Linked DNA regions of Mus musculus: all the other regions are linked to region 2. A link is a loop called in an ENCODE intact Hi-C map of the cell type or tissue named here. Cell type or tissue: heart. All regions are shown on one strand. Links, peaks and the distances in the headings refer to the core of each region. The heading gives the core; the rest is flanking DNA.

Evidence for each region. Peaks named below come from ENCODE experiments on the same cell type or tissue, not always from the same donor. Only the 100,000 strongest peaks of a DNase experiment are listed, where the experiment ranks them.
Region 1: a loop joins it to region 2, with 2.8 times the contacts of the local background. A loop is called at or near these places in 6 of 42 quality-filtered maps.
Region 3: a loop joins it to region 2, with 2.2 times the contacts of the local background. A loop is called at or near these places in 5 of 42 quality-filtered maps.

The regions. Positions count from the first base shown.
Region 1 is chr16:90,178,349-90,186,792 of GRCm38, reverse strand. No RefSeq gene overlaps it. Among named protein-coding and RNA genes, the nearest start is that of Gm35714, 21 kb to the left of the region's middle. In heart, for the core only: a CTCF peak has its summit at 372 (motif pointing right); DNase peaks (open chromatin) are centred at 412 and 5,012.
Region 2 is chr16:89,938,879-89,947,322 of GRCm38, reverse strand. All of the region lies in intron 2 of Tiam1 (T cell lymphoma invasion and metastasis 1), which reads left to right. Among named protein-coding and RNA genes, the nearest start is that of Tiam1, 18 kb to the left of the region's middle. In heart, for the core only: a CTCF peak has its summit at 3,553; no DNase peak of the experiment used is centred there; H3K4me3 peaks cover 353 bases; H3K27ac peaks cover 807 bases.
Region 3 is chr16:89,840,134-89,848,577 of GRCm38, reverse strand. It overlaps Tiam1 (T cell lymphoma invasion and metastasis 1), which reads left to right. Exons shown (of 28, transcript NM_009384.3): 13 at 5,244-5,325. Among named protein-coding and RNA genes, the nearest start is that of Gm52239, 50 kb to the right of the region's middle. In heart, for the core only: CTCF peaks have their summits at 232 (motif pointing left) and 3,825 (motif pointing left); a DNase peak (open chromatin) is centred at 8,017; H3K27ac peaks cover 22 bases.

The sequences.
Region 1 (8,444 bases), core at 296-8,295, 240 kb before region 2:
CTGGTGTCTGCAGACCTGGTGATCAGCTCTGTTTTAAATCAGAGAACAGGGAGGCTATGAACAGTGAAGTAATTTGGCAAAGCCACCCAGTTGGTGAATGCACTGGCATTAGAACTTCAGGAATACACTTGTATATACTCACCTTCTTCAACCACTGCCTTATGAAAGCAGGTTTTATTGGGTTTTCCCAGGATTATAGACCAAATATGATAATACAGATTTGACATAAGAAATCACATCTTCTTATTGACAGGTACCCAGAATGCTCAGATAAACTGCCAAGCATAAAAGTGCTGAGAAAAGATGAGCTATCCAAAATACCAGAAAAGCTAGCTCCTGATCATCAAAGGTCCCAGAACGATGGCTTAAGTGGCCAGCAGGTGGCAGCAAGGTTTCACTGTTGTCTTGAGCCCAGACTCGCTGATCGGTCCTTCAGAATCCACTAAGACACAATGGAGACAGTCACTCCTCCCCTCCACTCCAGCCTTCCTAGGGTTGGATCTTAAAGATGAGTAGCCTGGATCTCTGCCTCTAAATGTGTGCTTTCCGCGAACCTTGAATCTCTAACAACAAAACATTGCTGGGTGTGATGGCGCACACCTTTGATCCCAGGACTCAAGGAGGCAGAGGCAGGTCTATCTCTGAGTTCAAGGCCAGCCTGGTCTACATAGTTTCATTTCAGGACAGCCAGACTCTGTATAAAGACTCTGTATAATGTATATTGCTGTGAGGGCTCCTTTAGAGAGGGAGCACTTGCTGAGATTGCCGTCTTTACATTACAATAGGAAAAAAACAGAGGCAAAGGCAGGGCCTGTCTGTGACAGAGGCGAGCCAGATTTATATAGCAAGTTCCAGACCAGCCAGAGCTACATAGTGAGACCCTGGTAAACAAAACAAAACATCAAGAACAACAACAACCCAACAGGTAGATCTTCTTGCTAACAGTGAGGCTGTGAGCCTCTGGATTTTCTTGAACTGTTTATTCAGTCATCGACCAGATTTCTGGAACGGTCAACTTTTCTCACCAGGAGCTTATTGGTGACAAAATTTTCACAGGAAATGTAGTCTATCCTGGATGAGTAATAAAATGTGACAAAATGCAACTGAGTCATTTTGAAGTGTAAAATGACACACACTTGACATTTAATATATGCCTATTATATGCGTGCATTATTTTTGTGATTGTTAGATGTGTGTGTGTGTGTGTGTGTGTGTGTGTGTGTGTGTGTGTGTGTGTGGTGAGATCTGGCAAGGCCGTAGGCACCACTCTTAACCCATTTGCCCGCTCCTATACAGCCTCCATGCTTTAAGAAGGGAGTGCTTTACTCCCACCTCGCTGTGTGGTAAGAACGTTCCCAGGGATGCAGCTCAAGGCTTCATGCTCGCAAGCACGCCAACTGACCTATATGCCCAGCCCTGCAGTGATGCTCCAAATTGGCCGCCCTGAGTGTCTTCACTGTGAGTGAGCAAACTTCTTCACAGGCATGTGCTCTGTCAGTGACCTTCCTCAATAAGCCCGACCCCTAAACTTCCCACCACCTCTCCGTAGTGCCACGGGAGCTTTAGAGAACCTAAGAGCCAGGCCACACCACTGGTGTTTGCTTCCTTTTTTTCCTCGCATTTGAGATGATTGTGTATGCAAACTCGAGTCAAATGGTCAGCTGAAGCCTTCAACATAAGTACCGTCTGTGCGTGCGTGCGTGCATGTGTGTGCGTACGTGCAGTGGGGACAAACTGCCGGACTCCGACCTGCGAGCCTGGCTTCCCTTCTCAGCGTCTCAGATACTAACAAGATGGATTCATGGTCACAGCTGTAAAATCTTCCAGACGATATTAGGCCCAAACCTCCTAAATCTTTCATGTTCCATCGTGTGATCTCATGTGTCTTAGTCAAAAGGTTATGTTTTCGGGAAATGGAAAATTGAAAGCTTAAATGTGGCAATTATGGAACTGGAGCTTTTTGTGGGGGGCCGGGGTGGGGGAAACAGGGGTGTTCTCTGAGTAACAGCTCTGGCTGTCCTGCGTGCTGGGATTAAAGGTGTGTGCCACCATGCCTAGCCGACCTGGAGCTTCTTAATTACCTATCAAATCTACTTTGAGAAAATAAAACAGTAGTTTATGTCAGTCTGTGTAAATGACCACAAATAAGCTGAGTGTGGAACCCTGATACCCACAAGTCAGACAAAACATTTCTCTTCCAATCAAGTCTGACCCTCCCCCTCCTCCTACCCCCTCCTCCCCCTTCTCCCCCACAAGATTTATTTATTTATATATGTGAGTACAGAGTGACTGTCTTCAGACACTCCAGAAGAGGTCAGAGGGCATTGGATCTCTTTGCAGATGATTCTGAGCCACCATGTGGTTACTGGGAATTGAACTCAGGACCTCTGGAAGAGCAGCAGTCAGTGCTCTTAACCGCTGAGTCATCTCTCCAGCCTGACCCTCTCCTTCTTATGTATGTCTTTGCACTTTGCAGGGAGGTTGTGTACTTCTTAAATTGAAGCATGGAGCTGGGCTGTGGCCAGCCTTGGTCTCTTCTGCCCATGTTGGCATGCACTGAAGCCTCCGCTTTCCTCGCTCGGTCTGTGAATTGCCGTCGTTCCCTGATTCTTTGCTGTTTTCTCTGCTCTGTTTCCTTGTTTGTTTAAGGCAGAGTCTCATGCACCCCAGGTTGCCCTCGAGCTTGCTGTGTAGATGAGGAGGACAACCCTGACCTTCTGATCTTCCTGTCTGCTGCACACCCCAGTGCTGGGATTATAGGCACGCACTAGCACACCTGGTGTATGGGGTCCCTGCACCACTTTCCATGGCTGGGGTGGGCAAAAGGAGAGGATGAGATACCGGCTGTAAAGGAATATTCCAGATGGTTGAGCTGATTCAGAGTTCTGGGTGGATTGGAATGGGGAATTTCCACAGCATTGAAAACAGGAGCCTTTAAAAAGGAAAAATAAATAAATAAATTGGACAGGGTCTCAGTGACCCAGGCTGGCCTTGAACTTCCTGTGTAGCTAAGGATGACCTTGAATTTATGATCTTCCTAAGGGTTGGGAATATAGGTGTAACACCAAACCCAGTTTATGCGGTGTCAGGGATTGAAGTCCACACTTCATTTATGCAAGCATTCATGTATGCACTCTGTCACCTGATCTTCATGCCTGGCTGTTTGTAGGAATTTAAAACAAGGTAAGAGTGATATGCCTTTCTTTTGTTTCTTCCAGTGTGTGTGTGTGTGTGTGTGTGTGTGTGTGTGTGTGTACATGTGCGCATGTCTGCTTCATGTATGTGTGTGTACATGTGTGCATGTCTGTTTCATGTATGTGATCACCCATGAGCATGTGCAAGTCTGAAGTTGATGTCAGTGTCCTCAATGGCCCTTCCACTTTATTTGCTGAGGTAAGGTCTCAGTCATATGCTAGCATGCCAGTGTGCTTGCTGAAGGATTGGTTCCCTGTCTCTGTCTTGCAGTGCTGGTTGCTGCTGAGATGTCAGTTTCTGTGATCCAAACCCTGGTCCTCACGTTCAGATGGCAAGTACTTTAACCACTGAAGCCTCTCCCGGCCACTGATAGCCTTCTTTACCTTCCGGTAAGGACAGTTGTGTGTCTCCACCATTTCTTATTCTCTGCAGAAGCTGACAGTGCCTTGTATGAAATGGAGCCTCAGCACTGCTCTGTGTAAGATAATGGGCTTTGTTTTCTGTGTGCCATCTGCAGCAAGGCAGTGTCTGGTACCTGTCGCATACCACAGGAGACAGACATGCCACAGGGGAAGCCAGTGGTTAAAATGTCTTATTCCGGGCTGGAGAGATGGCTCAGCGGTTAAGAGCACTGACTGCTCTTCCAGAGGTCCTGAGTTCAAGTCCCAGCAACCACATGGTGGCTCACAACTATCTGTAATGGGATCCAATGCCCTCCTCTGGTGTGTCTGAAGACAGCTACAGTCTACTACTCATATACATAAAATAAATAATTAAAAATAAAACATCTTATTCTCTATCGGGCAGATGAAATTGAGCGCCAGCTTTGCCCCTGCGAGCCTCTGTTGATCTGTCTACAAAGTGGAAAACACCAAAGCATCTACCTACCCAGTGGTTACTGGGACGACCGAGATGCTCGTGAGCCTGGCTCGCGGGAGGGTTTTGTAAGCCTTGTGTTCAGTCAGGACTGTGTTTTGACTTGCACCACAACTGTGTCCCGCTCCAGAAATACGCTGTTTTCCTTTCAAGCCTCTAACGGCCAAGGAAGAACACTGGGCAGCGCCTGGAGTTTTCTTTGGCATATTTAGCTAACACACTTGCCCAGTCATGATACAGAGCTGACACCTTCCAGGGGTAGCTGTCACCATCACCATCACCATCACCATCACCATCACCATCACCATCACCACCACCACCACCACCACCACCATCACCATCACCATCACCATCACCATCACCATCACCATCACCATCACCACCACCACCACCACCATCACCATCACCATCACCATCACCATCACCACCATCACCATCACCATCACCATCACCATCACCATCACCATCACCATCCATCACCATCCATCACCATCACCATCACCATCACCATCACCATCACCATCAGAGGACGCTTTCTTGGCTCTGCTGGTGTGAATCCAGTGGCCATTGAACTCTTGTGATTTCTTCCCATGGTTACAGCATTGCTGTGGCTTGCTTGACCTTAGACTTGCTTCTGTTACTGGGTTTGTTTAGCAATTCGATTCAGAGAGGATGAAAACCTGCAGGAGAGAGCTGTTTTACAGGAGAGCCCTCATTCCAGAGACACGGTAGAGTGGGTAGGGAGAGGCACTGTTACCTAACACCTGCAGAAAGGGTGGAGAACCTCTGCTCCCCGCACCTGGAGCATGTTGGGACAACGACGAGGCTTGGCAGTTGGTGGCAGGTTTCCACTGGCCATGGTAAAATAAAAGGAAAAGGAGGCGCCCAGATAAGGGATTTACACTGCCAACCAAGTGTGCCAACTCCACCTGGCCTCAATCCATGGGCAGACTCTGCCTGGTTTAACAGAGAGTCTTCGGAAGAATTCTAAGGTCAGCTCTAGATCAAAGGGAACGGTCTTTCAAAGTCAAGAAAATAAAGATGTGAGAATGGTCCGCGATGCCAAGCAGTGGGGTGGGGCTTGGCCAGGGAGCTAGAAGGGCTCCATATGACGTAAGCGTACATCCTGTGCTAACCTCCACCTGCCTCTGGGTAGAAGACAATGGGTGCAGCTCGCATACGCTGAGGTTTGTTACAGCGAAAAGACTGCGGTGTCCTGGGAGAGTGAGGGATAGATGGAAGGAAGAGTGGAGGTCATCAGACCAAGACCAACAAGCTAGCCAATTATGGTCCTTTCCATTTCAGTGACAATTGTGATAGTTATTACCATTTACATTATGGGAGAGAGAACGGGACTCTCTTAGGATTCTCTGTCTCATCAGCGAGAGAATTTAAGGGCAGACTCAAAAGAAACCTTGAGGATGATTTTATTAGAATTTAAAAGAAAAACTTGAGATGGCAAGCTATGAGTCTTGACAGACACGCGAAGAGGAAGGTGGGAAAGAAAGAGAATGAGTCATGGCATTTGAGTTAAGCTGGCTTGCAGGTCAACCACGTGGTGGGCAAGCAGCCCACGGTGGAGAGGAAGCAGTAGGGAAAGTTAGAACTCAGGAAGGTGGACAGACTGACTCAACAGAACCTCATCAAAGCTCTGAGGACAGAGGTTCCAGGATGGAAAAGTATGTCTCATTAAAGGGGTAATTATCCCCTGTGCCTTCAGCACAGCTTAAAGTGAACTCCCCCTTCTTGAGGGACACCTAGGCCAAGTGACCAGCCAGCCCAGCTGGATAACGCATGCATTGGCAGCTTGTAATGTAAAGTCTCTACCCAGGCCGGAGAGAGTTTACCCTGTTGGGCTCCATGGAGCCCCAGACGGGGCTATGGTAACAACCTCTAGGATTTTGATGATCATATTTAAGTATCACATTAGGTGGTCTCCATGGCTGCTCCTTACACTTCTTGGAGTAGTTTTTTGTTATATTTACCAATTTATCTACAAGTATATGATCACTCAGGCTATAAAGGCTATAAAATCACAGTGACCTTATGTTTGCAATTTCTCTGGTGTTTAGAAGAGCCTGACCTCTGCTCCACACTTTCTGGAGCCGTCCCCGGAGAGCATCAGAATGCTAGAGAGGCTCAAGTCAGAGGACAGGGACACTAGGCATCGACAGGCTCAGACCCTTCTGTCCTTGTAACAAATGCTGGATGGCTCTGGACCCTCATCTGGGGACACCAGAGGGCACTACCTACCTGAAAGCTCTTCTTGGGGTCTGAACTTCCTGCCAGGCATCTTCCTAGCAGGAGTGACCTAGGAGCCATGCCCTTGGAGACCTGAAAGTCATGGACAGTCCTATATGCAACCCAGACAAATGTGTGCCACTTTAAAGCTCCTTGGTTTTGGTTGAATAAACGTCAGGCCCTGAAGCTGACTAAAGTCAATTGTTCCTCTAGATCCCTGCCCCGGTTCTTCCTCAACTGCAACAGTGGCTGGCCTGGAGAGGTGCTTACCAACCCACTGACGTGTTTGACTCTCCACTCGTCATGTTTTCTTAGCCCCTAATGACTGCCAACCACAGGCCCAAAAGGAATATGTTCAGGCCCTTCCCCCTTTCCCTTGTTGGCCCCTTATCTACCCCAACCTGTACGTAGATGGCAAGTTCTCCAGTTCCTTCAACTAGAGATCTCCGCTCCAGCCTGCCCCATACCCTGAATTCAACCTGTGTTGCCACATTTGCCCATTCCCTTGTCTGACTTTCCTTTCACCAAACCCTCACAGAGCTTCAGGTTCAGGCCCTAATGTAGGAGGGTTACTATTTTACTCTAAGCAACATATGCGGAGTGGAGAGATTGCTAAGGTCAGGTCTGGAAAATCCCTCTGCCTCCATAGGCAAATAAAACTGTCAGATTTAGCCGGGCAGTGGTGGCGAACACCTTTAATCCCAGCACTTGGGAGGCAGAGGCAGGTGGATTTCTGAGTTCAAGGCCAGCCTGGTCTACAGAGTGGGTTCCAGGACAGCCAGGGATATACAGAGAAACCCTGCTCGAAAAACCAAAAAAAAAAAAGTCAGATTTGAGAAGGTTCAGTAACTTCATGGCTCGGCCACCTCTGTCTGAGCCTGCGTCCCTGGACTCGAAGCTCCTCTGTCTGAGCCTGAGCCCCCAGACTCAGCTCCTCTGTCCCACGGGCTGCTTCTTGACACTAAGCCCCTGATGCTTTTTTCCGACACACTTCTCCCGTGGAGCTGCTCTCTGTTGTCTGACTTTTGTGGATACCTTTGATGCTTCTAACTCTTCGCTTCTAACTCTTGCTCTACCCTCTAAGCCGTTCGCTCTCATCCCGTACATCTGCTGAGGAACAGTGGACAGACTCCACACCTCCCTGTTCTCTTCAGGCTTCCAGATCACTGCTATGACAGAATGAGGGGACTCAGGGTGTAAAATGGAGGCACTGTTTTTTGTTTTTGTTTTTTCCCTAGCCTTTTCTCTCCAACTCCCTAAGACCCACAAGAAAAAAAGTGAGGAGAGAAAAAACATTAGTGAAATAACACTTCAGCTCATAATAGTTATATCAAAAGCATCAGTCCCATGGCAGGGAGGGTGTGGGGGTTGGCAGTAGGGGAGGAGGGAGGTTCGTAACTGGTCCAAGAGCTGAGGGTGGCTGTCGAGTGCTCAGTCTTAAGTGGGAAAGTTAATCCCTTCCCTCAAGGCTTAAGACACATGTGGGAGAGGAAACAGAAAGAATGTAAGAGTTGAAAGATGCCCAAGCACTCGGGAGGCAGAGACAGGCAGATCTCTGAGCTCCAGGCCAGCCTGGTCTACAGAGTAAGTTCCAGGACAGCCAGGGCTACACAGAGAGACCTTGCCTGGCGGAGAGTGTGGATGGGGAGCTGTGAAATGGTGTCTTCTGGACATGACATGGCTGTCATACTCATGATCTTATAGCAGCTCTGCTTGCCTGCACAAGATCAAACCATTCACTGTTCCAGCATGGATGGCGGCTGGGTTCACACAGACCACTTCTAACTAAGGAGCTATTGGCAGTTGATGGAGACTTCATTTTCTCCTGGGAGATGGCTGCTGGTAGGTTGCCTGTGCGCCAGCAGATAATCCTATACCCATGTACTCCTGTACATTTGGGCTGCACAGCTGGAGTCGGTGATATATTTGGTTGTGGTGAGACTTTTAATTTCAGCACTGAGGAGGCAAGAGGTAGGTGGGTCTTTGTGAATTTAAGACTAGCCTGATATAATATAGTAAGTTCCAGGCCAGCCAGGGCTACATAGTGAGACCCTGTCTCAGAGAAGAGGAGGGTATTGAATAGATAGCTTGTGGGGTAAGAACTCTGGCTGCTCTTCCAGAGGACCTGGCTT
Region 2 (8,444 bases), core at 361-8,360:
GGTGTGTTTGAAGGGACACCGTCACTCGCCTTTCAACACTGCCTCTGTTCGTTCCTGTGTTCAGGTCACGTGCAGGGGAATGGATGCTTGAGTTCTGTAGATGCATTGAATTTAATCGGTACCAAAGGAAAGATCTGCGTCTCACGTCACATTTAGGGTTTATAAATCTATTTGAAGTGCTTGGGTAAAGGCATCATGTATTCATCTGTGTGTAAAACTAAAACCAGACTCATTGCCAAGTTTAATTTGTCAAGTGTTCTTAGAAAGAGGCAGCTCTCTAGAGAGTGTGAAGCTCATTTTGAAGCGCAGTGAGATCGTTCCTTGCATTTCTCTCTTTGTGCATGCTTCCCGTACCAAACACTCTGCAAAACCACCCCGTGCATGCGGTTCACGGCGGCTTTACTTAGAATTGCCCAAACTGGGAGGAGACCAGGATGTCTTTCTGTAGGTGGGCGCCTACTCCATATGATAGAGTATTATACAGTGCTAAAAAAAATGAGCAAGCCATGAAAAGACGTAGAAGAACCTTAGCTTCGGCTGTTAGGGACTGGGGAGCTGGGGGGGATGGATGGAGAGCTGGGGGATGGAGAGTTGATTGGGTAGTCTGGTAAATTCATGAAATGTGTTCTGCTCAACCCTGAAAATGTGCAGCTTCCAGAGTAATGAAGTCAGGGAAGGATTTGTGGTAACAATGATGTGGCACGTGGGTTCTTCCGTTTTACAGATGCCTTTCCTTAGTGGGTTATGTGGACAGAAGGGGAGGAGTCAGTTCTTAGAAAACAGAAAGTCTATGAAAAAAAAAATCTGTTCTTTGGCTACAAACCTAAAACAATCTATATAATAAAAATTTAAGGGCTGGCAGGATGGCTCAGTGGGTAAGAGCACTGACTGCTCTTCTGGAGGTCCTGAGTTCAAATCCCAGCAGCCACATGGTGGCTCACGACCATCTGTAATGGGATCCGATGCACTCTTCTAGTGTGTGTTTGAAGATAGCTGCAGTGTACTCGTATAATAAATAAATAAATAAACCAATCAATCAGTCAATCATTTGAAAAACAAGAAAAAAAAAAAAAAGAATTGTTTTTGTACCCCCAGAGTCGGGATATTTTGGTACCTTCTGTGTTAGCCAGACCTTCTGGGTTTGGGGGCGGTTAGAGTTGGTAGGGCTCTGATAGTGATTGAAAGTTCTGGAAACCTGTTCAGAGCTTTCCCTGGTCTTTGTGCCTTTTCAGGAGGAGTTTCCAGGGTCTATGTGCATAGGGCTCATGAGCATAGAACTGGGCCAGTGTGAAGATCTTCCTGCACCGCTCACTGGGAGGGCTTGTCCTTTACCGTCTGAAGCCAGCCTCCTGGTCCTCTGTGTTTACCACAGGCTTCATTCGTGTCACGCTCCAGTTCCAGACAGTGGAGATTCAGTGGGGAACAAGACTGGGAGGAATCTCTCTGCCCTCTTGTACCTGCATTGTGGTGAAGGAAGAGAGCATCCGCGCCATATGGGAGGTGACTGTGACCATGGAGATCAGAGAAGCAAGGGTTTGGAATAGAAGGGTTACACAGAGAGGACTCTTGTGGCGACACTATCAAGATGACCAGGGGCAGGGCATTGAGTTCTTCTGGTAATAAGAGGCCAGAGCGCTGGGCCTGTTATTTTCAGGGATTTTCATGGAGATCCCTGAGGCTTGGGCTCAAGGAAGAAAGTTGGGTGTGGTGTAATAGAGGCCTTTTGAGGGCTCTGGTCTAAGGGAGTCCAACCCGATTCAAGTGTTAATAGGCTCCGGAGTTGAGGGTAGACCAAGCAACTTCCTCGTTTGGACCACTGCTCCCAGCCGTCCATGTCTCTGAGCACTGATTACATTTTGTTATTGCGCACAGAACCAGATCCTCCGGTGCCATTGGGTCTGTGTTAATAAAGTTTAAGCTTCTCCAGGCATAAGCCCCTGTCTTTATAGTTGGTAAGAAAAGGGCTTTCATCATTTGAGGGGAGTTAGTTGAGGAATTCTGTAAGGAGTTCAAGGATGGATGAAAAATGCTTGAAGATAATCCACAGCTCTCTGAAGCCCAGTGTCCCTGTACCTTCCGATTGGCGAGCCGTCCCCTCCACCCTCGTCCGCCTCGCCCCTTCCAGCTCCAGGCGTGCAGCTGATCCTTCTCCACTGCACACGTCTCTTTCTGATTCTGGCAGCCGACTGGAAAGTTAACCTTCTCTCAGGAGCCTCATCTGAAATCACAGCCTGAAAACATGTGGTAGATGTCGGATGCCTTCAGAAATACAAACCTGGGGCTTTTTGGCATCTGACCTGGCTCGTCTGTTTTAAGTGGTGTGTAGTAAACTTGTCCGCAGATGTTAGTGGACCGGTCTGCTTTGAACAAAATAATAATAACGTTCACATCTGGCCCCCCTTTCATCTAGTGATCTTAAAACCCCAAGTGCGTCTTAATTGCCGGAAGGTAAGAAGGGCTAGAGGAAAATCACTGTAATAACGGCAGCAGAGACCATGGGGGGACGGCCTTTGGGGCCAGCAGAGTGACAATGACAAGCATTCTGCACCCCACCTTGCCTTTCATCTGGCCATAGAGGTTCTCTGCAAGTGTTGCCTGGTGAGAATGCCTTAGCAGACAGGTGCAGAGTGCCCTCTCACCCCAGCTTGTTAGCACTGTCCCCTCAGATGGCTTCTTCTGTTTTCTGCTTCCTCTGCGACCTCATGGGGAGTTCTGTGGCGAGGACTGGGGATGATGCCATGGCTAGTGAGGAAATTTGGTTTTCTTTCCAATCCTTTTGGTTTGATATTCAGGTAGGTAGGCAGCGCCTTTGAAATATCAGCTGCCGGTCCAGCTGCTAATAAGTGATTTTTAGTTAGTAGCCTGAGGCCTCCCTTGTACCCAGATGCCCTCCCTCCGGAACGCATCCCCTGTAAGTCGGGATAATAGAACAAGCTGGAGAGAGCCATTCCTTTCCCACAAAGGAGGCACGGGGCTTTGTCCATCAGCAGAGTCAAGCAGCACAAAAGCCATTGGGAAGTGGACCAGTCCTGTCCTGTCGTTAGCTGTGGGAAGTCCAGCTGTGGGCTGGTGGGAGGGGAGCTGGGCTCTTCCCTTTGAGATCAAGGGCTGCTGCCTGACAAGTGGAGAAAAGCACTTGGCAGGGAGTGAAGCGTATGCACACAGCTCAGAGGAGTGGGATGCTTGGGTTTTTAAACAGAAAACCTTTAGCTCCATTTACAGAACTCCCTAGCAGCTGTAGCAAGTGTGCTGTTGGTTTCACAACATAATATTCCCCTTCTTGACGGTGGTGTGTGGAAGCAAGCTACAGGAAGTATTGGAAAGGCAGGCTCTTCAGTGCTCCGGCGGATTCCTGTTTATTCTCAGTCTTCAGGGCACTAAAGGCAGACATGTATCTGTTAGCATAGGTACACGGTGGGTGAATGCTTGTTATTTTGGTTGGAGGTCCCTCCGGGACACAAGCACACTCTGTGACAAGACTGTTCTCTGAGTGTTATTGTCACATTGGTGTATTGCTCATCCCAATTTCCTTGTGCTGTGGGGGCCTCTGTTGGTGGGTTAAATAAATTAGAATGTCCCTTAAATAAATCTAGAGCAAGCCTAGAAATCTAGTCTTTGGGTAGTGAAATAAGTAGTCCCCTCCTTGCCCTGTGTTTTCTTCTCGAGCAGTCCCTTTGCTCCGGTCGATGTGGGGGAGGGGGCGAGGATGGACACTGTTGGGGACCGACTCAGAAGGTCAGGCACAGTGACAACGTGCCTTCACCAGCAGTGAGCCATCTCTAGCCTCGAGCCGGTGTTTATGCAGTACAGCTCACTTTAAAAATTCTCTCGTGGAGTGTTTGAGGGACACAGAAAAACACAGGGCGCCTCGAAATTTCAGAGGACAGAGTCTGCTGGAGGCCCAGATGCAGGCCCAAGGGCCCCTATGGAACGCGGTTTGTCCCATCTCTTTTTGCAGTTCTTTTTTGTAATCCCCGTCTCTCAGCAGTGACCCTCCGAGGTCACTTTCTATTCACAGTTCTCTATGGGATGAGGCCCCGTGAGGACGAAGGCACTGTCATCCCTTGTCACTGCACATCAGGGGTGATCCTGCTGAGCCCCGACTCCGTGTACCCCCAGTGTCATTTCCTGGCTCCTTATTATTTCAGAGACTCTTCAACTCCAGCATCCTTGGTGGAGGACACTCTTTAAAACCGTCTTGACTAATATTTTTTGACTACACTTAGAAGTATAAAGTAAACAGTATGCTGAACTATTTTTTTTTTTTTGGCATGGTAAAATATGCCCAACATAAAATTAGCCATTTTAAATGAGTGGCTGTGCAGTTATTAGCACAGCTTTCACCATCCCAGACAGAATTGTTTCGTTGGGCAATCCTATCCCACTTCTTATCCTCCACCCAACCTGCCCCAGGCCCTGCGAACCTCCGTCTTACATTGACTTTGCGAGCTTACTATAGTGGAAGCTGTGCGTGTCCTATTTCACTTAACACCCTGCCTCCAAGGCCCATCCATACCGTGGCATGGCTCAGAGACCTTGGTAGAATCACATTTTCTAATATGTCGAGATTTTGCTTTCTTTATCTGTGTCCACTTCCTGGCTGCTGTGAACACCAAGGCCAAACTGTCAAGAAGGACTAAAGACAGTCCTGTTATAAAATGGGTCGTGCACTTGAGTTTTCATTTCCCCAGAGGGCATACATACATACCTGTGGCCGAATAAGCATGCCCCATGACGGAAAATACACCCTATATCATGAACGATTTAAAAAGTGCCAGTCAAAATGACAGTGAGATACTATTCATAATCACTACAGTGGTGGCTTTTCCCTCACCATATAACTCTGCCTGAATTCCCACCCTGCTTCCCGGAGAAAGAATCTCAGTCTGTAGATCTGCCTGGCCTGGAACTCACAGAGACCCGTCTGTGTAACCTCCCAGGTTACAGGATTAAGGCCGTGCACTGCCATGCCTGGCTACATGGTAAATCTCTATGGATACTGTGTCACTATGATAGCGATGCGTGTGGAGTCAGAGGGCAACCTTGTGGGCTCAGTTCCCTCCCCCCACCTTCGCATGGTCCTGGGGCTGAGTGAACTTAGCTTAGATTGTTTGCCAGCACTGTGCCAAACAATCCATCCTGCCAGCCTGGTGTGCATGCGTGTGCTCATGTGTGTGTGTGTATTTTTGTTTCTAAACTGGAAAGTAACAAGTGTTGTTACGGGAGTGGGGAAGCTGGAACCCATGTGTACTTTGGTAAGACTGTAAGAGGGCAGTTACTCGGCAAAAGTTTGGTAGCTTCTCAGAATGGAGAACCCAGGGCCACCACACAGCACAACCTATACCCATGGAAGCGCTCCCCAAAGAGCGGAGAACAGGGATCCCAGTACATACTTGTAAATCAGTTGATTGCCTTCTGAACATGTGCTTTCGTTATTTATCAATCCCTTCTGTACAAGGGAAATATGTGTTGCCATCCAGGCATATAACCTCTCACAAACAAATGCTGTGGTCCACGTGTGCTGGTGTGAGGCTGCAGAGCCAACGGTAGAAAAGAACAAACAAATCATAAACAGAGTAGCTAAGGAACAGACAAAGCATAAACAAAGGTCCCACGATTGCTGTGTTTAGACTCTTAACCGGACCCATCAAGATACAGATCCCACACTCCTCCCTCCCCTGTATTCATCTGGAGCCTACTTCCTTGTCCTAGCCCAATGTCAAATTCTTGCCAATATCCCAGAATGCGGCACCAAGAGCTTTCCTCAGTGTTGTGGATTTTAAAGATGTTTTTATGATTATTTATGAGGGGGGGGCGCATACTCACGGAGTAAAGCCCCTTTTCCCCCCTAGTCAGGGTGGGCAGATCTCCCTTTAATGGTATTGCTTTCAATGATCCTCTAGAAAAGCCCACAAGAGAGCGACAGGGAAACCCTGGTGCTTTTGATCTTTGGTATAGCAGCAAGAACAACATCTATGACCTCGAGGGGATGTGGCACCAGGAGCTGTCGTTTCCATATTGAGCTGCAGTGTTCTTGGTGCTTACTGTCGAACGGGTTTTGGAGGTGCTCATTCGTGGCTGCCAGCTGTTAAAGGCATTTTGTTATTTTTGAAATTGAGGTTTGTCATGGAAGTTGGGGGCCAGAGTCTTAAAATAGTTTGTCAGACCACATGAACAGAAACAGGACTTGGGCCGTCTTCTGGGATTCCCTTGTTCAAGGGCTGTCTTTTGTATAATAACGAGCACATCTTTGTATTTCACGGTGTTAGAGTTTTGATGTTAAAGTTTGCTGTTTTGAGCTGGAGAGACGGCTCAGTTGCTCTCCCCTTAGGACCCTCGCTCTGTATTCCTCATACACCTTGAGCAGCTCACAGCCTGCTGCAACGCCAGCTCCAGGGGATCTAGCGCCCTCTTCTGGCCTCTGTGGGTCTCTGCACTCAAGCAGTGTGCACACAATAAAATAGACCATAGTAGAACATGCCTTTAATCACAGTGCTTGAGGGGGCAGGTGAACATGGGTGACTGTGAGTTTTGAGGGCAATCCGGTCTGCACAGAGTTCCAGGCCAGCCAATTAGTCAATCAATCAGTCAGTCAATCAGTTGATACATACGTCACTAAAATATGAAGAATTTAAAGATTGGATTTGCTGAATTGAGATTTCTAAAAACTGGTTAAATAAATTCCAGTTTCTGATTAGGACAGAATTTCCAACACCTTCAAAATGGCTCTAAACATACTTCTAAATTTTTTTTTCTAGTGCATATTTATGCAAATTAGCACACACACACACACACACACACACACACACACACACACACATCCCGGTCTTATGGTTACTATTGCTGTGATGAAACACTATGACCAAACAACAAGTTGGAGAAAAAAGGGATTATATGACTTACCCTTCCATAGCACTGTTTATCACTGAAGGAAGTCAGGGCAGGAACTAAAGCAGGCAGCAATCTGGAGGCAGGAACTGATGCAGAGGCTGTGTGTGTGTGTGTGTGTGTGTGTGTGTGTGTGATGGGGCATGCTGCTTACTGGCTTGCTTTCCACGGCTTACTCAGCCTGCTTTCCACGGCTTACTCAGCCTGCTTTCTTACAGAACCTAGGACCTCCAGCCCAGGCTTGTGTCTCCTACTTGGGCTGTGTCCTCCCCCATCAATCATCAGTTATGAAAATGTCCTACAGCCGGACCAACAGCCTGACCAGATGAAGGTATTTTCTCAGCTAAGGTTTCCTTATGAGTGGCATGTCAGGTTGATATTAAAGCAGCAAGCAAACTCCCAGATTATACAGGCTCCTCCTGCTCCTGCTCCTCCTCCTCCTCCTCCTGCTCCTGCTCCTGCTCCTGCTCCTCCTGCTCCTCCTCCTCCTCCTGCTCCTGCTCCTCCTGCTCCTCCTCCTCCTCCTGCTCCTCCTCCTCCTACTCCTGCTCCTCCTGCTCCTGCTCCTCCTCCTGCTCCTCCTCCTGCTCCTGCTCCTCCTCCTGCTCCTGCTCCTCCTCCTCCTCCTGCTCCTCCTCCTGCTCCTGCTCCTCCTCCTCCTCCTGCTCCTCCTCCTGCTCCTGCTCCTCCTGCTCCTCCTCCTGCTCCTCCTCCTGCTCCTCTTGCCCACTAGAACTATGGCAGAATAAATTTAATTATTTCCCACACCTTTGACCATATACTTACATAATGGGTCACATTAATCTCACCTGGGGAGCAAATGGTGCCCAGGGAAGGCTGAGGAGAAGAATACCAGGTTGCACTTGTAATTGGCTTTCATGGCGGAAACAGCATTGATGGTTTAACAGAGCTGGATGCTCTCCCAGTCTAGGATCATCTGGGGAGAGAGATCTCATGAGGTGTTGTCTAAATCAGATTGGCCTGTGGATATCTGTGTGTGTGTGTGTGGGGGGGGGTTGTCTTGATTGGGTTAATTCATGCGGGGAAGTGGGCAGCAGTATTCCCTGAGTTTGGTTCCTGAACTGTGTGAAGAGTGGAGAAAGTGGGCCGAGCACCAGGTTGCACACAGCCATTCTCTGCTCTCGGCTCTCTGCGGATGTGGCGAGCGGCTTTGAGCTACTTAATGCCCTGTGGATTGTGTATTCTAAATAGAACTGGTAGGATGAACACACACGGGTGGGTGGAGGGGGAGGTATTGATTAATTGATTGATTGATTGATGAGATGTTGAGATTAAAGAGGATTTATTAGTCTGGCTTTTAGAATGTGGTCCTGGTAGTCCAACAATGGAATGGCCCAGAATCCTGCAGTAGTTCAGTTTATGGGCTCGGCTGGATGTTTTAGCATTCCCAGTAAGGTGCTGGATGCTGGAGAATTCCTGGGGAGCTGCTGGTCTTCAGCTTACATTGGAATCCTGAAGTTTGACTGGCTGCAGCAGCAGGATAGATAAACTTGCTAGCAAAAGCAGTTTCCATCTTGGAAATCCATCCTAGGTGT
Region 3 (8,444 bases), core at 85-8,084, 98 kb after region 2:
TCTCTAAAGTATTATATTTTTTTTTTGAGGAAATATGGATTTTTCTCTTGTGGCAGTCTGATCATGTTATATGTTGGAAGAGGATGAAAGTGGGCCTGGTGGGGGGATGGTTCTGTGACTAAGAAAAGGACGGCTCCTGCAGAGGAACCAGCTTAAGGTTCTCAGTGCCCACATGGCGGCTCACCACCATCCACAATTGTAATTCTGGGCTATCTGATGCCCTCTTCTGGCCTCTGTAGTCACTGCACACACATGGTGCATAAATGTGCCTGCAGGCAAAACACTCATATACATAAATATTGCAAAGGGAAAAGGACATAAATGACCTCTCGACTCTTTAAGCCACTGTTGACTGTGTTGATGGAGATGGAGCTGGTCTCATTAACAGCCAGGAGCCAAGGTGTTCCTTCTGAGAATTAAATAGCCAGTTGTTTGTGTTCTGTGAACATACTCAAGGAGTCCTTTCCATGCCAAAGAAGAAAAGCCTTAGCTCAGCACTACAGTCCTCATCTGTAGCCCTAGCTGCTCAGGGGGCTGAGGCAGAAGAGTTGCATGACCTCTAGGAGTTCAAGGTTAGCTTGGAGAACAACACAGCAAGATGTTTCTTGGAAGAAAAAAAAAAATCCCATGCGTAGTGTGGTAAACATCTAAAATTCCTACACTGGGAGACTTAGGCAAGAGGATTGAGAGATAAAGCTTGGGGCTAGCCTGGGCTACAGTTTCATCTCATCTCGGTGAATAACTTGGAGTTTCATGATCAAAAAAGTCAGAGAGGTCAGGCTGATTACGCTGCAAGAAGATAGTTTAGTTTATGCCTTATAATTTGTGAATTTTACAAACAGTAAATTGCAGGGCTCATAGGCAACAAGCTTCTATTTCTTGTATATAACAGGCATGTGTGCTAATCAGGTCCTGTATATACCAGGAATGTATACTACTCGGGTCCTATACATGTCAGGCATGTGTGCTAATCTGGTCCTGTAGATACCAGGCACGTGTGCTAATCAGGCCATGGCTTTAAAATGTTTATTAGTCATATACTATTGTTATGAACAAACTTTTTTTAGATTTATTTATTTTACTATCTTATGTGTATGAATAAGACTGGAGTCACAGACAGTTGGGAGCCGCCCTGTGTGTGCTGGGAATTGAACTGGGTCCTCTTCAAAAGTATCGAGTGATCTTAACCATTGAGCCAACCCTCCAACCCTCCCCTAGTCACATATCATATTTAAGCTATGGATACGGTGTGGCTTTATCCAGTGATGACGATGGAGTGCTGGTGAGCCCAGCTCAGCCTGTTCAGGTCTATAATTGTTATTATGTATGTGCTATAGTTAAGGGGAACAACCCGTAGGTACAAAGGGACCACTGTGCTTTCTCTCACCCTTTGCAGTGGTCTCTGGCCCAGAGATCCCCAGGGAAGCAGTGACCAGGGTCGTGCTTACGTCAGCACCTCCATCTTACCAGGCTCTCTAAGCTTCTTGCGTTCTGGGCGGCTTTCGTGCCTGACGAAGCTTCTTGACCCCTTCCCAGAGTAATGCTTACAGTCACGTGAGACAGGACATACAGACAGACCTTCCCATGGCTTAGTCATAGCAAGATGCTTAGCAAAACTCAATTTTAAATGATAGGTAACATGTTATGAGCTCACGAAATTATAAAACTTAACAGTGGATGTAGTAGCTACTGCTGCTCAGAAATAGTGGCAAGTATAACTAATATCCAGAGGTATTAATAGCAACTGGGATTTGCTACTGAGATGGCTTTAGTACTCATGAGGAAGCCACGGGCACTCGTAGTGTTGTGGTCCGGGTTGCCTACGTGCACCCACGGTCAGAGAAGATGCTGGGCCGTCTTCCGTAAATGTTCTGGGTATCTTTTGCTTTCTGTTCTGAGTTCACAGGCCCCTAGAATCATCTCAGGGGTCCCTGTTCTGCAGCCCTGCTTTAGAGCATTCCTCGGGGTGTGGGGTCATGCTAAGGCAGGGCCTGTCTGGGCACAGAGTGCTTTCTGAGAGCATATTTGTTTTCTTGCTCGTTTCTGAGCAAGCAGCAGGCTACACGATATTAATAAGCCCTGCTACCTCCCTGCATGCTGGGGCACTGCTCTGCAGGAACCTGCAGGTGTCTCCAGCCATGCCCTCATATATGACTCCCACCCCAACCCCAGATACTTAATTCTGTCCCATCGATAGCAGAAAGTGAGTCCTGGACTTGGAAGATCTTGGAGAGTAATGAGTATTCATTTGTGTGAGTGAGAAGGGAGTTCTCTGAATATCTACCAATAGTCATTGTCTGCCTGCTTTGCTGATTATATTAATGTAAATGATACCCATTTGGCTATTTCTTCCTGACTAGATAGTTGTTGGAAACAGTCCATGGAATGGCCACAGACCTGGGGTTTAGTCTGTAGAGACAATAGCTTTCCAGATTTCACACTAAATGAGATCTTATTAAAGTGACAGGGGAATAAAATGTGCAGCCAAAATTGATTAATTTATTTATTCATTCATCTCGCAAATATTTACTTAGCGTTTCTGTGCCAAGAATAATCTCTGATCCTCACAGGGTATGTGCCAGAGGTGGGGGGGGGGGGGTCCTGTTTCTGGAGGAGCCTCTATTCAGGTTCGCAGAAATACATGTAAAAACCTGTCACTGGCAGCAGGTTTTCAGGCTTGGAGAAGCAAGAAGTTAGGGAGAGAGGCACGGTGCTGGCATGCTGAGGTGTGAGGTGAGTCTGGGGGTGAGGAGAACAAGATGTGAGTCTCACGTGTTTTACAGAAAAGTGTTTCAAGAAGGTGTGACATGGGTCTGGGGAGAAAGGTCAGTTGGTAACATTCCTGCCACAGAAGCCTGAGCTCTAGACTCCGGTACCCCTGTAAACGGTGGTACAGAGCCAGGCACCTCTAATCCCAGTGCAGGAGGCAGAGACAGCGGGAGCCTCAGACCTGGCTGGCTGGCCAGCCTGGCTGAATTGGCGAACTCTAGGCTCAGTAAGCGACGCCATTGATAAAATTTGAAAGAGAGAGAGAGAGAGAGAGTGTGTGTGTGTCTCAGTTCTTAACTTCTCACGCAATACAAAATGAAGACAATCTGCCTATCATTTGTGTTGTATTAGGTAGGTATCAAGTGCAATCTAAAGACAATTCAAAGCCTGTGTGACATAGCTTTTATGCAAATACCACACTGTTTCCCATAAGAGAGTTGAGCACCCATGGGTTTGGAGATTCTGGGGTCCTGGAGATCCTGAAACCAGTCCTGTGAGTTACCTAGTAATGGCAACAGCTGGCCTCTATTGTAACAGGCTCCTTGAGGTTGGTGTATGCCAAGCGCACTCTAGGACACGGGACGACTCCCTGCTGGCTAGGGTACTGTGGCTAAGAGGCCTTTGTGGCTTAGGCTGGCATGGTCAGGGGAGACGGGGAGACAGGACTAACAGCATGTGGTTAGAGCAGTGTTAAAAACTTATGATGTTTCCCCTCTGGGGCCTGGGGGAGGTGCTTCAATAGTACTTTAAACGTGGAACTTCAATATGTGTGCCACTTGCCTGTGCATAAGGTGGCCAGCTTTCAAATTCCCTAGCCCAGATCCTGTGGTTTCAGAAAACACATTTTAAGACACAGAAGTTTCCTGTATTTTTTTACTTTTTTTTTTTTTCCTTAACCTGGCCTGAGTCTCAGTCAGCACAAGAGTGAGCGTGTGGCCCCGAGGCTGGCTTATGTGACACCGAGACAGTGGACACAGTGGAGAGCAGAAATTCTGAGCAAAGTATCCCACTGGCTCTCTGCAGAGATGGTCAGAACTAACGGGTCTATGCTGTCACCTAGTGGGAAGGACTGGCTGCTACACATATTTAAAAATAAATGAGCAGGGCTCAACCCCAGCAGAGATGAACACTGTGGTATTGAGTGAGCATGGTGCTTGTCCTGCCATGTCTTGTCAGCTTTCTTTAAATAATTCCGTATTTGTAATTGTAGTGGCTATATTTTCTGATCTTTAAATCACTGAAGTCCTCTAATTGGAGAATTTAATTTTGTGAACTGAAGTGTCTAAATAAAATCATATTGAATTATGCCCCCGGACACCCAGGCTGTACGGCCAGTGTTCCTAGCTCTAACCCCTATCACATTGTGTCATAGTATACCATTAAAAAAAAAAGACCCGTGCTTTCTTCTTGACTGTATAAAATGACATCCTGAAGAGATGGGGCAGGGGTAGACGTCACCGAGGTCCGCTTCAGTGACTCAGGATGCAGTACCTATCAAATTCTATGGCTTGAGATTTATTTTCATTTCCAGATCAGTAAGAGTTTGCATTTGTCTTCAAATTTGGATTTCAGCTATAGGTTTTTTACCTAAGAAGGCTCATCCTCCTAACCTCAGGCCTCTTTGGGTTTCACACTGGGCTGGGAGTCACCATGGTGGGACACAGAGAGAGCCATATCTCTGGGGCTTGCAAGACTGCATTTAGACCCTGCCCAGCCCACCCTGGCTTTACAAACATGTTAGAATACTTTCTCACCAGCCTTAGCGCCCTGTTTGTGAAATGGACGTTGTAATTGTCCCAGGATGGAATGATAAGGCACACAGTTGAAATTCATGTCTTGTGAGTTAGCTCCAGATATATGGAACTGCACTGTCAGTTGATTTAAACATTTTCTGATGCGCGAGCTATATAATACTTTAATCTTGCATTTATACAGAAACACATTCTAGACTATGTTGGGTTTATAGATGGTTGGTTGATTTGTGTACTTACTTTTCTTTATGATTTTGTATAGTTGAGTGGCTAACCGAGAATCTCATCACACAGACAGTCTGTATCTACCAGTTGATCCTGCTGTGGATTTCCTCCTGTGGAAGTGCTGTGTGAACAGGCAGAGATGTCTAGTACTGTGCAGGCCTTCACTCAGCATATTTATAACCTCCTTTTGATTTTGACGAGTCCCCTGCCCCAGCACTAGAGGGTTTAATGATGGGGGCATTGTGTTTCAGGTCTGTGATGAATTTAGGGTGCTCTATAGAGTGATGTGCATGTGGAGAGAGCGTGGTTAGAAGCAGCCTGGTTTTCTAAGCTTAGCTGAGCGTGGTGCTGAGAACTGAAGGTTTTTCACTCAATAAAAACACTGATGTAGCATGAATTTTTGTTCAAGTATCAATTATGAAAAAGCAAATTTACAAAATGCTGATCTGTCGTATTTGCGATGGGCCCCTCACTCGCCCCCCTCTCTCTGATTTGCAGCTTTACAAAGAAATTGAAATCTGTCCAAAAGTCACCCAGAATATCCACATTGAGAAGTCAGACGCGGCCGCTGATAATTACGGTAGGTTTTTATTTGTCTTTGGTCTTGGGTGTTTGTGTTTCCAGTTAAAGCATTTCATCTGTAAACAGAACTGAGCATATTTACAATTCAATAAGAAGCCCTTGGGGCCTGTTTTAAACACACATCTGGCTCCTGTGCCATGAAGTGCAGCTGAGCTATGAGAGACGCTCAACCCGGGCATGGGGGGCATGGGGGGCATGGGGGGCATGGGGAGGAAAGCCTCTGGCCTTCAGTCTCTTAACTTGAATCAGTGGGATTCTGCTGTCCTAAGGGGCAGACAGAGGGGCCACAGAGATTACTCAGTGGTTAGAGCACTTGCTGCTCTTAGAGGAACCAAATCGGATGCGAGCACCTTGAGGGGCTTACGGCTGCTTTGAACACCAGCTTCAGGCTATCCAGCACCTTCTTCTGGCTTCTGTGGTATCTGCAGTTCTGAGTCTCTCTCTCTCTCTCTCTCTCTCTCTCTCTCTCTCTCTTCTGTGGTGTCTGCACTTCTGAGTCTCTCTCTCTCGATCTCTCTCTCTCTCTCTTTCTCTCTCTCTCTTTCTCTCTCTCTTTCTCTCTCTCTTTCTCTCTCTCTCTCTTCTGTGATGTCTGCACTTCTGAGTCTCTCTCTCTCTCTCTCTCTCTCTCTCTCTCTCTCTCTCTCACACACACACACACACACAGAGTGGGGGAATGGTTGGGAGTGAATAGAGAGATAGATAAATTTTTTTAGAAGAAAGACATAGTGGGGATGGATTATTTTATTTTCTGTTGTGCCTGACGATGAAGGAAATATCCATTTCCTTATGTTGCCCTCTCTACCTTTCTCCACAAGGAAAGTTAAAAGGACTTGCTTTGTTGATGTGTAGTGGTACAGGTCTTTCAAAAACAAACAAACAAACAAACGAACAAAACAACCCCTGCCCCCCATACACACAGACCTGCCTGCTGTCATACTTTCCTATATGGCTGTCTACACTCTGCTATCATTACTGATATCGTTAGACTGCTGTTCGATTAAGCAGTAAAGGAATTATCCCTTGAGCTCAGGAACTGGGGATCTGGCGAGTGCTATGTTAGGAGAGGTAAGGGTCATTGGAGCCCAGAGCCCACAGCTGCCATTTCCCTCTCACACTCTCCTGGCTCAGACTGTTATTTGTTGTCATTTCTCCAGAGCCAGGCCTGGGGCAGCTGTCACCGGAGATGAGCCTGTGGCTTTTTTGCAGGGGGGAAACGGAGGAAGCAGTGAATCAGGTCCTACTCAGTGACAGACAGTGACAGCTCTCAGCAAATCACAGAGTCACCTACTTACAAAGGTGTTGATGTGCGTGGACCTACTGTGTGCTGGAGCTTACATTTCCTGGTGAAATGTCAAGACCACTGCTCACATGTATTAGAGATCTTTCTCTGAATGCAGTGGTTAACCTTTTAAGTGTTTGGAAACCCCCAAAGCCCTCACAAGGCAGCTGGTATCATGTTCCCTCCTCATCTCCTGCTGTGGGCAAATATCATCGTCTCAAAACGCTCATTAGAGAATTGTGGCCTAATGAATAGAACCCAATTTTGTCTCTCTGGCCACTTCTGGTATACCTTCACGCCGTTTACTGTTTGACCCTCCCCCGCCCCCAACCAAACATATCAGGAAGCCTGGAGGACATCCTTAGTGGCAGAGAATTAATGTTTATAAAGGGCTTGATATGCAACAGAAGTGTGGCCTCCGTGACGAAAGCCATAATTGGTGGCACTGGCATAAACAAGCACCGGCCCTGCTTCTACTTAATGTCTGTCGAGTGGGAGTCAGCCAGTGAGAATCTAGAAAAGTGAGTTCCCACGCTCTGAGACTCTTGGTCTACGACTGAGTGATCTGAGGAACTTAGAAACAGGCACTTGGCACCAAAACACCCCACACGCCTCCATTTTCCTCAGGGGACGAATTATAAGATGTTCCACAAGGGCCTAAAGTTAGAGATAGCACAGAGCTAGCTCTATGCCCTGTTCGTTCTTTTTCTCTACACAGGCATACCAATCATAAAGTTCAATAATAAATAAAAAAATCCGTGTGTGCATTTAGCCTCTGTGTTCATCTGTGTACCATGTGCATGCCCGGTGCAACCGATTGGAGGCCTGAAGAGGGTACTGCAATTAGAGATGATTGTGAGCCACCATGTGCATACTGAGAACCGAACCTGGATCCTCTGGAAACGTAGCCAAGTGCTCTTAACCACTGAGCCGCCTCTCCAACCCCTGATAAAGTTTAACATGTCAGGTGGACACATTGAGAGACTAGCAGCAATGGGTCATTATAGAGAACAGTTGCAAGAATGTTTTACGATTAGAGTTGAGAATGGGGCATGATAGCCACAGAGGGTGAAGCTATCTACGGGCACGGGTACAGGCGCTGTGTGCTTCAGAGATGTTTGAGGGGCTCAGGTTGACACAAAGCTGTTTGGTTTGCCTCGGTTTGAGCTTTGGGGCCACCAGTACTTTCACGTAGCTCACACTCCATTGCTTGGCCGCACCAAACTGATGGAAGAGGTTCTCAGGGGTTGGGGGGCCCAACCACTTGGTGTCGGTCCCTGAGCCTCACTCTGGAAAACCCTGCTGCATGACGGTGACCTCAGCTAAGCCAGTGTTTGGGCTCTTGTCGGCAGCAGCGCATTGGCAGGAAAGAATAGTCCCTGTTGTAGTTACTTTTCTGGTTGCTGTTAGGAAATAACTCTGGCAAAAGCAACCCAAAGGGAAGAGGGATTTCAGCTCACAGCTTGAGGGTGTGGTCCATCATGGGAGAGGGGGTAGGGTGGGGGAGGGGAGTCCTGGCTGCAGGGGTCTGAGGAAGCTGGTGCAGTTTATTCCAAGTTAGGAAGCAGAGATGATCACATTCAGCCTCCTCCTCATGCCATTCGTAAGCTAAGCCCAGAGGACGCTGCCACCTCCCCACCCCCTTTAGTTTGGGTCTGCCAACTTTGATGAACTCAGTCATAGGCTTGTCTCTGAGGTGATTTTAGCTCTTGCTAAAAATCCTGGATGGTTCGATAGCCTCTGACCTTAGAAACTCCCTTGGCATCTCGTGCAGACCCAGCCAGTCCAAACCAGCCTGAGGTAGCTTTCCTTTATATGAGCCCACATATATGCAG